Linked DNA regions of Homo sapiens: all the other regions are linked to region 1. The links are chromatin loops, found by intact Hi-C in ENCODE. Cell type or tissue: IMR-90. All regions are shown on one strand.

Region 1 (2,500 bases):
AGTCAATAGTTTCTGCCACAGGAGTCTCCCAAAATAATCCGTCTTGCCTATTCACCTTAGTATTAGTATGAGTTTATTATCTGTTCAATCCCCTTAACATTATCACCTCCACAAATTGCGCATGCTTCCACATTTCCAGGAAGTCTACCAAAATTTTCAACATATTTCCCTTTTCTATCCTGAGCCAATTTTCTCCTAGGGATTTAAAGAGTAACTAAATACAGAATCATGTGCTATATGTGTAGGCCTACCCAGGAATCATGCCTCCACCATCATTCAATTCTGGAAGAAAATCTACCCAATTTTCACTTTCAGCAAGGAAACACATCGACACACCCACACACTACAGTCCTGTCTGAGGATGGAGCAGTGACCCATCCTCACCTTTCCCAACTACAACTTTCTTCAGAATATATGTACTCACGAAGTAGTGCAGATTAGCCATATTGCTCTTCATATCATTTGGATGCTCACAGATCTTCACCAAAGAAAACTAGAAAGGCAAAATGCCTCGATTGTGATTCTTAGCCAACCAGACTATTTAGCGGCTGAATCAGGTGTGCCTCATTCTAACATTCTCCCTCCTCCCCTATGTCTGATTTGCTTCAGTCCTGGGGCACTTGGGCCAGCACGTATTCTCCTAGTTAAGATGTGAGTCTGCTCTAAGATTTCCAGCTTTTTTTCATTGTTGTTCTTCTTCTGTCTTGGCCCACAAATACAGGATTTGGCTGGTGAGACCGTTATTGGTAGCCAGGTGGTCTTCAAAGGAAAAAACCAGATCGCAGGGAGTGTTGTCATAATCTATAATTTATAAACCCTGTCACTGTGTTAATTGCCATTAGAAATTCATTATTGTCACAACCAGCATTCACTGATGAGACACAGGTCAGAGCTCTCTCCAGCTGCCAGAAGAGTAAAATGTGCCAAGACTGTGGTGGGGGTTGGCAGTGGGGGGGAGCAAGGGCGGTGGGGGAGGGGAGGTCAAGAGACACTCCCAGGTGCAAGGGCTTGAACCTCATTAGCCCTTTCCCTGTAACTGTTTACACATGAGTGTGCCAAGATTGCATACACCTTGGGAAATTTCCACATAAACTTGAACTGAGAGGCCCACAAAAGAATGATGGAGAGTACCATTATAGCAAGATTGTATGGACAGCATCATCCTGAGGGGTCCAAATCACCTGCCTGCACCCAGTGTTGATCATGTGGAACTCGTACACAGGAGCCCCATCAAATGTACAGGAATGTTCGATGATTCTGCTTGCAGGCATTTGTCTGCCTTTTCAAAGCTTTTCTATTTTCATATCCACACAGTCACAGCTACACTAGAGGGCACTTGAACCCCACTTTTACTGCAGACCAAGTCATTGACTCAGGTATTGGTGGTGCTTTTGGAAGGGGGGCGAGGAATGGGGAAGTGGAGGAGGGCAACGGGAGGGGTATATTTATTTTAACATCTTCAATAAACCCATCGGTATTTGAGGAAGCTTCCACGTCAGACTTTGGGGACCAAAACCTTAATTATACAATATAATTGTTGTTAATGGAACGTGTACATTTCAACCCAGCAAGATTGGTGGTGTTTAATGCCAGCATGACATATTTCCCAAATTGTGGTCTTTATTTGTATAAATAGGAAAGAAGCAAAAATTGCATCAGCTCTCTGCATAATGAAGAGGGAGGGAAGTGCAGCCTGTGCTGTGGTGGCCAGATGCTCTTTTATCTCTTTTCAAATCAACATGCAGAGCTGGTGGCCCTCAAACAGAAAGCATCTTTCCCAAGGGATGGCAGAACTGTACGTTTGGAATGATAACATTCCATAAATAAATAAAAAAGATTATTAAGAACGCTGTGTAAATCTCCTAGTCAAACACCCCTTCAAGCAACCATCATCAGTAATTCAGTTTGGTCCCTTAATCCCACTGTATACAAATACACAGCATAAATACAGTATTTAACAAGCACCAGAGAGAAAGCAGCACTCTTGCAATAAAGACTCATTTAGGAAGAATGAACATGCCTTGCCCCCAGTCCTGCTGGCCGCCCCCAGGATTCAGTTCTTGATTTGACTCTCCCACCTGGATGAGATGTCCAGCTCACATGACTGAATCCCTGGCATAACCCCCTATTTAAATAAAACCTAAAAATATTAACTTTGGTCCCACAACCTTTTTGTTCCACATCAGGGAATTCACAGGGTATCCATTAGAAACCATATCACATTTACAAGGCTCCACGGACTTCCTTAAGCCTTGATGCTCCAACGGGTTATACAGGCTAAGAGGTGGGGATGAGTGCAGATCCGAAGTGGGTGGGTGAGGATCTCCCAGCCTCTCAGCCCTGGCACGGGGACTTGCTTTTCTCCAGGCTATCTGGTTCTCTCTGTTTATTCTCTGCCTGCTTTCCTTGTGTCTCTCGTTGTTTCTCTCTAAATCTCCATCTTTCCCTCTCTGTCCCTCTCCCCCTCCCTCCTTTCCTCTCTGTCTTTGTAACTCTCCCT
Region 2 (2,500 bases), 130 kb after region 1:
GAGCCTTATAAAAATTCAGGGAGTTCTTCACCTCTTCCATCTTTCCTGACTCCAGATGGGGCTCTGAGCTCTCTTGCTTGGGTTTCCAAGTGAGGGAATGAGGAGAGAAGGAGACATATTCCCGCCCCAGTCTGCACTAAAAGAATGGAAGTGGGCATGACAGCAGAACGGGTCATGCTTTCCTCTGGCTTTAAAATGCCATTTATCGACTGGGCTCCATGGCTCAAACCTGTAGTCCCAGCACTTTGGGAGGCCGAGGTGGGCGGATCACCTGAGGTCAGGAGTTCGAGACCAGCCTGGCCAATATGGTGAAACCCCATCTCTACTAAAAATACAAAAATTAGCCAGTGCGGTGGCAGGCACCTGTAGTCCCAGATACTCCGCAGGCTGAGGCAGAAAAATCACTTGAACCTGGGAGGCGGAGGTTGCAGTGAGCCAAGATCGCGCCACTGCAGTTCAGCCTGGATGACAGAGGGAGACTCCACCAAAAAAAAAAAAGCCATCTTTCTATAGCAGTGGTCCTGTAGTTATAGACCAGACTCCAGTACAAAACCAAGATTCTATTATGAGATATCCACCTTATCCACAGCCCTGGGGGAGACAACCATATTAATTAAATTTCACCGCTGCTGAATTCCATGAGTTCCTTCTATGCTTACCAGGAGCATCTACATGAAAAGCACAGGGTCTGTATCCAGCCAGAGTAAGCAACCATTCCATTATATAATCTAGGGGAGGCCAAAAGGCCCAGGGTCTCCCCTGAGGCCCCATTTAGACTGCTCTAGGAACTGAACCTTCCAAGGCTGCTCCTTCTCATGCCCTCTGGGCTGGGCCAAGCCCCTTCCTCCAAACTCCCACAACATCCTCTATTAATGAGTATATAACATCACACAGCAGCCATGAAGGAACAGCAAACGTGTGAGTTGAAGAGAGACCTCCCTATCCTGTCCAGCTCTATTCCAGCACTCCTGGGGCAGAACGTGCTGCTTGGTGAATCTGTGAGCTTGCTCTCCAGGGATGCTTAGAAGCAGGCAGCCATTCATCTGGGTCCTATGGGGACAGGGATTAAGGGGCTTCCGGCATTGGGCAGAATGTTGGAAGAGGTGACCTCTAAAGTGTGACTCTTCAGTTCCGTGAGTACTGTGCTGAGTCTTTGTGTGACGCAGACTCTTGACAATCTAGACTTCCAGACAAAGGAAAAATGATGGCTTTCACTCAGGTTTGCTGAGGATGATTTGCAAGTGCCCAAGCATCCCTTTGTCACCTAAATCAGATCATTAACCATGGTTACTCCTTGGTAAGATGAATTTTATTTCTTTGTTGAGTTGCTTATTTATAATCCCATCTTGTTTTGCAGAAGCTCTGGGGTGACTATAATGCAAATTGGACAAAGCAAGAGTGCTAAAAATGCAGAGACAGACCTTCAAATGCTCCCAAATTCTAGCGTCCAGCAGCCGTCCACAGTACTTATATGGAGCAATGGTGACATCCAGTGGTCAATTAAGTTACACCTGGATGAGGTTTGTGATTTTTTTTTTTTTTCCCCCAACCTAGAAATAATTATACCAGAAAAAATATTTTTTGAACAACTCAGTTTTGGGTTCCTCTGAACATCAAGAAAAGCCTGAATGTTGTGTCTTCAAATTCAGGATAACACTGGCCTCTGCCTCTCAGCTTGTAGCATTCATGTCTGCAGACAGTCTTCGCTCAAGCATAGAAAAAAGAGCTCTCTACTGCCTCATCTATAAAATGGAGCAGGCAATAAACTACCTGCCAAATTGGAGTCAGCAATGAGTTGCCACGGGAAGCACAGTGTGTGAGGATGGCCATAAATGTGTACAGCGGGAAAATGAGAGAGACGGTGTTCCATAAGTCAAACCAGGAACAAAGAACAGAAAGCTGAAAGAATGAGCCCAGCTGAAGGCTCTCAGACAGAGAACTGTATTAGGGTAAGGCCCTGGGCTTATTTGCTTTTTCTCCCCTGGCACTTAGCACAATGTCAGCACATAGCAAGGGCTCGGATATTTTTGACTCTTTGAATGAATGAATGAATGAATGAATGAATGAATGAATGAATGAATGAATGAATTGAGGATTTCCTAGGCATTATACCCCAAAGGATCTGCCAGTTAAGGATTTGGTGGGTCTGTCCAGCCTAGTTTGGATCTGGAGGTTGCACCTTGAGGTCACATCTGGAGATCAGAAAGAAGGATAGTTTCTGAATGATCTAAATGTCTCAGAATAAAATAGGCTGGAACAGCACAAGGTAACTGTGTGGGTTAAGCAGTGTTAGGAGCTAAATTGGTATAAATCCCATCTCTGTGTAGTTTGTACACTGAAAATCTACATGTTGAGTTATCTAATTTGCCAACTGAGTCTGTGGTGTTTGTAGCTGACCCACTAAGCAGTGGCCTGGGAGAATGGAACAGGAGCTTGTGACAAGCGACAGTCCCTAAGCTCATGGTTCAACAGCCAGACTTATCAGAGGCTGATCTAAACG
Region 3 (2,500 bases), 190 kb after region 1:
TGGCTATTTTTAAAAAGCCAAAAGCTTTTAGTTGGGGCACAGTGGCTCATGTCTGTAATCCCAGCACTTTGGGAGGCCAAGGTGGGGTGGATCGCCTGAGGTCAGGAGTTCGAGACCAGCCTGGCCAATATGGTGAAACCCCATCTCTACCAAAAATACAAAAATTAGCCGAGCATGGTGGCGGGCTGTAATCCCAGCTACTCAGGAAGTTGAGGCAGGAGAATCGCTTGAACCTGGGAGGTGGAGGTTGCAGTGAGCCAAGATCATGCCACTGCACTCTAGCCTAGGTGACAGAGCAAGACTTCATCAAAAAAAAAAAAAAAAAGCCGGTAGTTTTTAATATTGTTAGGAAAGATTCAGGAATGACACTAATGACATAGATACAGAAAAAACTTTTCTACTTACCTTATAGTCTCAGGGGATTTTAAGGGATTCTTGAAGAAGTGATTCTGGTTTGTAATGTCACAGGGCAGCGAGGTGTGTGTGTGTGTGTGTGTGTGTGTGTGTGTAATGTGGATAGGAGGTGGATGGGGTGGGTTGTGTGGTGTGTGGAGTGGATATTGGGGGTGGATATGTGTGGGTTGGTGTGGGCCTGTGTCTGTGTGGATGAACAGAAGTGTGTCACGCGTGGAGAGGGCAGGTGTGGGGGTGGATGCAGCGAAGTGCGTGTGTGTGCACGTATGCCCTCATGTGAGCACCTGGGGCAGCCTTACCTTCTAGCAGGGGAGAAGGAGAAGTCATTGTTTTATCATTTTTTAGGGCGTTTATGTAGCCTTAACTGATTTTCTGAGTTTAATTTAATACAAAATATTGAGAAGTGAGTGGGGTGCTGTGATCAGACTGCTTTACATTGTAACACAAAACAACCCTACCCGTGTACTCAGTAGCTGCACAGACAGAACCAGAACAGAGAAAAACTATGTGGAGCTACTGACATCTGGTGGACAACACAGAGACTGCTGACATGGATGGGGGAAAGACCTAACTTCGGGATTTTGTTGATTTAGATTTGCTTTTTAGTTTTGGTCCTGTTTGTTTGGGGTTTGTTTGTTTGTTTGTTTGTTTGTTGTTTTTTCTTTTTTGAGACAGAATCTCTCTCTGTGGTGCAGGCGGGAGTGCAGTGGGGTGATCTCAGCTCACTGCAGCCTCGACCTCCTAGGCTCAAATGATCCTCCCACTTCAGCCTCCTGAGTAGCTGGGACTACAGGTGCTCACCACCACGCACGGCTAATTTTTGTTCACCATGTTGCCCAGGCTGGTCTCCAACTCATGACCTCAAGTGATCCACCCACCTTGGCCTCCCAAAGTGCTGGGATTACAGGCGTGAGCCACCACGCCCAGGCGATTTGTTTTGTTTTGATTTGATTTGATTCAGTTTTTTGTTTGGTCCACTTACCAGTCACCTCTTTCTACATGCTCTGTCTTATTAACTTCCCTATGTGAGAATGGTGTGAACAGAGCCCCCTGAGAGTCGAGAGACAGTGTGGGATGAAGCTTCAGCACCTGGACTCAAGTTTCAGATCCCTGAATTCAAGTTCTGGCTTCAGCACCTGCTGATTGTGCTGCCGGAGGCAAGTCAACTACTCTCTTCATCCATTTGTTTCTAAGGAATGAGGCCATTCATCCCTGTGCTGGTGGAGTAAGTACCGTACCTAAATTTCTGCATTACCATTATCCATGCAAATCCTATTTCAGCCTTCTCCAGTCAAAGCCTTGTCTATACAATGTCCAAGACATCAGCTACACAGCCTTGCTGTGGAAGGACTGGGTTGCCTGAAAAGATACAGGGCCAAGCAGGGCTGCTCTGCAGTGGGGCAGCTGTACAGCACTGCCCTCTCTTGCGTCCCTACAAATAGTACTATAAAAGAAGCAATTAATCAAGCTATGTCACTTCACTGCGGCGCACATTCATGCTCACGTTCCTGTTGACTCCGTGCCAGGCGATCTCTAACTCCTTGAAGGCAAGGGCTCTGCCTACCCCGTCCCCTAGTAACCACTCCATGCTATGAACCTGGCTAGGGGCTATCGTCTCAAAGCATCAGGGATTTTCCTCAGTCTCGAGAATGGGCTAGAAGAATATGGCCTTCAGAACTTCAGATCATCCATGTGACGCTAAATGGAAAAAAAATACAAAATAAGAATTGTACTCACACCAACTTGATTCCAGAAATGAGAGGCCAGGAAACGTAGAACCTGCAACCACCCATCTAACTGGGCCATGACCCAGATGGCCTACATTGGAGGCAAGGAAACAGGAAAGACAGAGTAATAATTTTAAAAACATTTGTTTCCAGTTATCTAAGAAGAAACTGGTAAGTGTCTTCCTATGGAGGAAAAAGCATATCTTTTTTTTTTACATCTTTATCTTGCCTATTGGAAAGTTTCAGTAAGGGTGAATATCAGAAAAATGTTCACAGTTACCCTAAACTTATTTTGCAGGTTGTTTTCTTTTATGATCAACTGTGAAATTTAGTAAGAGAGCAGAGAACAGGCGGTTTGG

Evidence for each region. Hi-C counts contacts between places; a loop is a spot of excess contacts. Peaks named below come from ENCODE experiments on the same cell type or tissue, not always from the same donor. Only the 100,000 strongest peaks of a DNase experiment are listed, where the experiment ranks them.
Region 2: it touches region 1 in a loop (6-fold over the local background); 5 of 110 quality-filtered maps call a loop at or near these places.
Region 3: it touches region 1 in a loop (8-fold over the local background); 3 of 110 quality-filtered maps call a loop at or near these places.

Annotation. Positions count from the first base shown.
Region 1 is chr18:24,671,590-24,674,089 of GRCh38, reverse strand. No RefSeq gene overlaps it. Among named protein-coding and RNA genes, the nearest start is that of LINC01915, 45 kb to the right of the region's middle. In IMR-90, a CTCF peak has its summit at 1,341 (motif pointing right); no DNase peak of the experiment used is centred here; H3K27ac peaks cover 1,514 bases.
Region 2 is chr18:24,543,238-24,545,737 of GRCh38, reverse strand. No RefSeq gene overlaps it. Among named protein-coding and RNA genes, the nearest start is that of LINC01915, 84 kb to the left of the region's middle. In IMR-90, a CTCF peak has its summit at 1,487 (motif pointing left); no DNase peak of the experiment used is centred here; H3K27me3 peaks cover 344 bases.
Region 3 is chr18:24,486,282-24,488,781 of GRCh38, reverse strand. No RefSeq gene overlaps it. Among named protein-coding and RNA genes, the nearest start is that of HRH4, 27 kb to the right of the region's middle. In IMR-90, a CTCF peak has its summit at 946 (motif pointing left); a DNase peak (open chromatin) is centred at 911; H3K27me3 peaks cover 581 bases.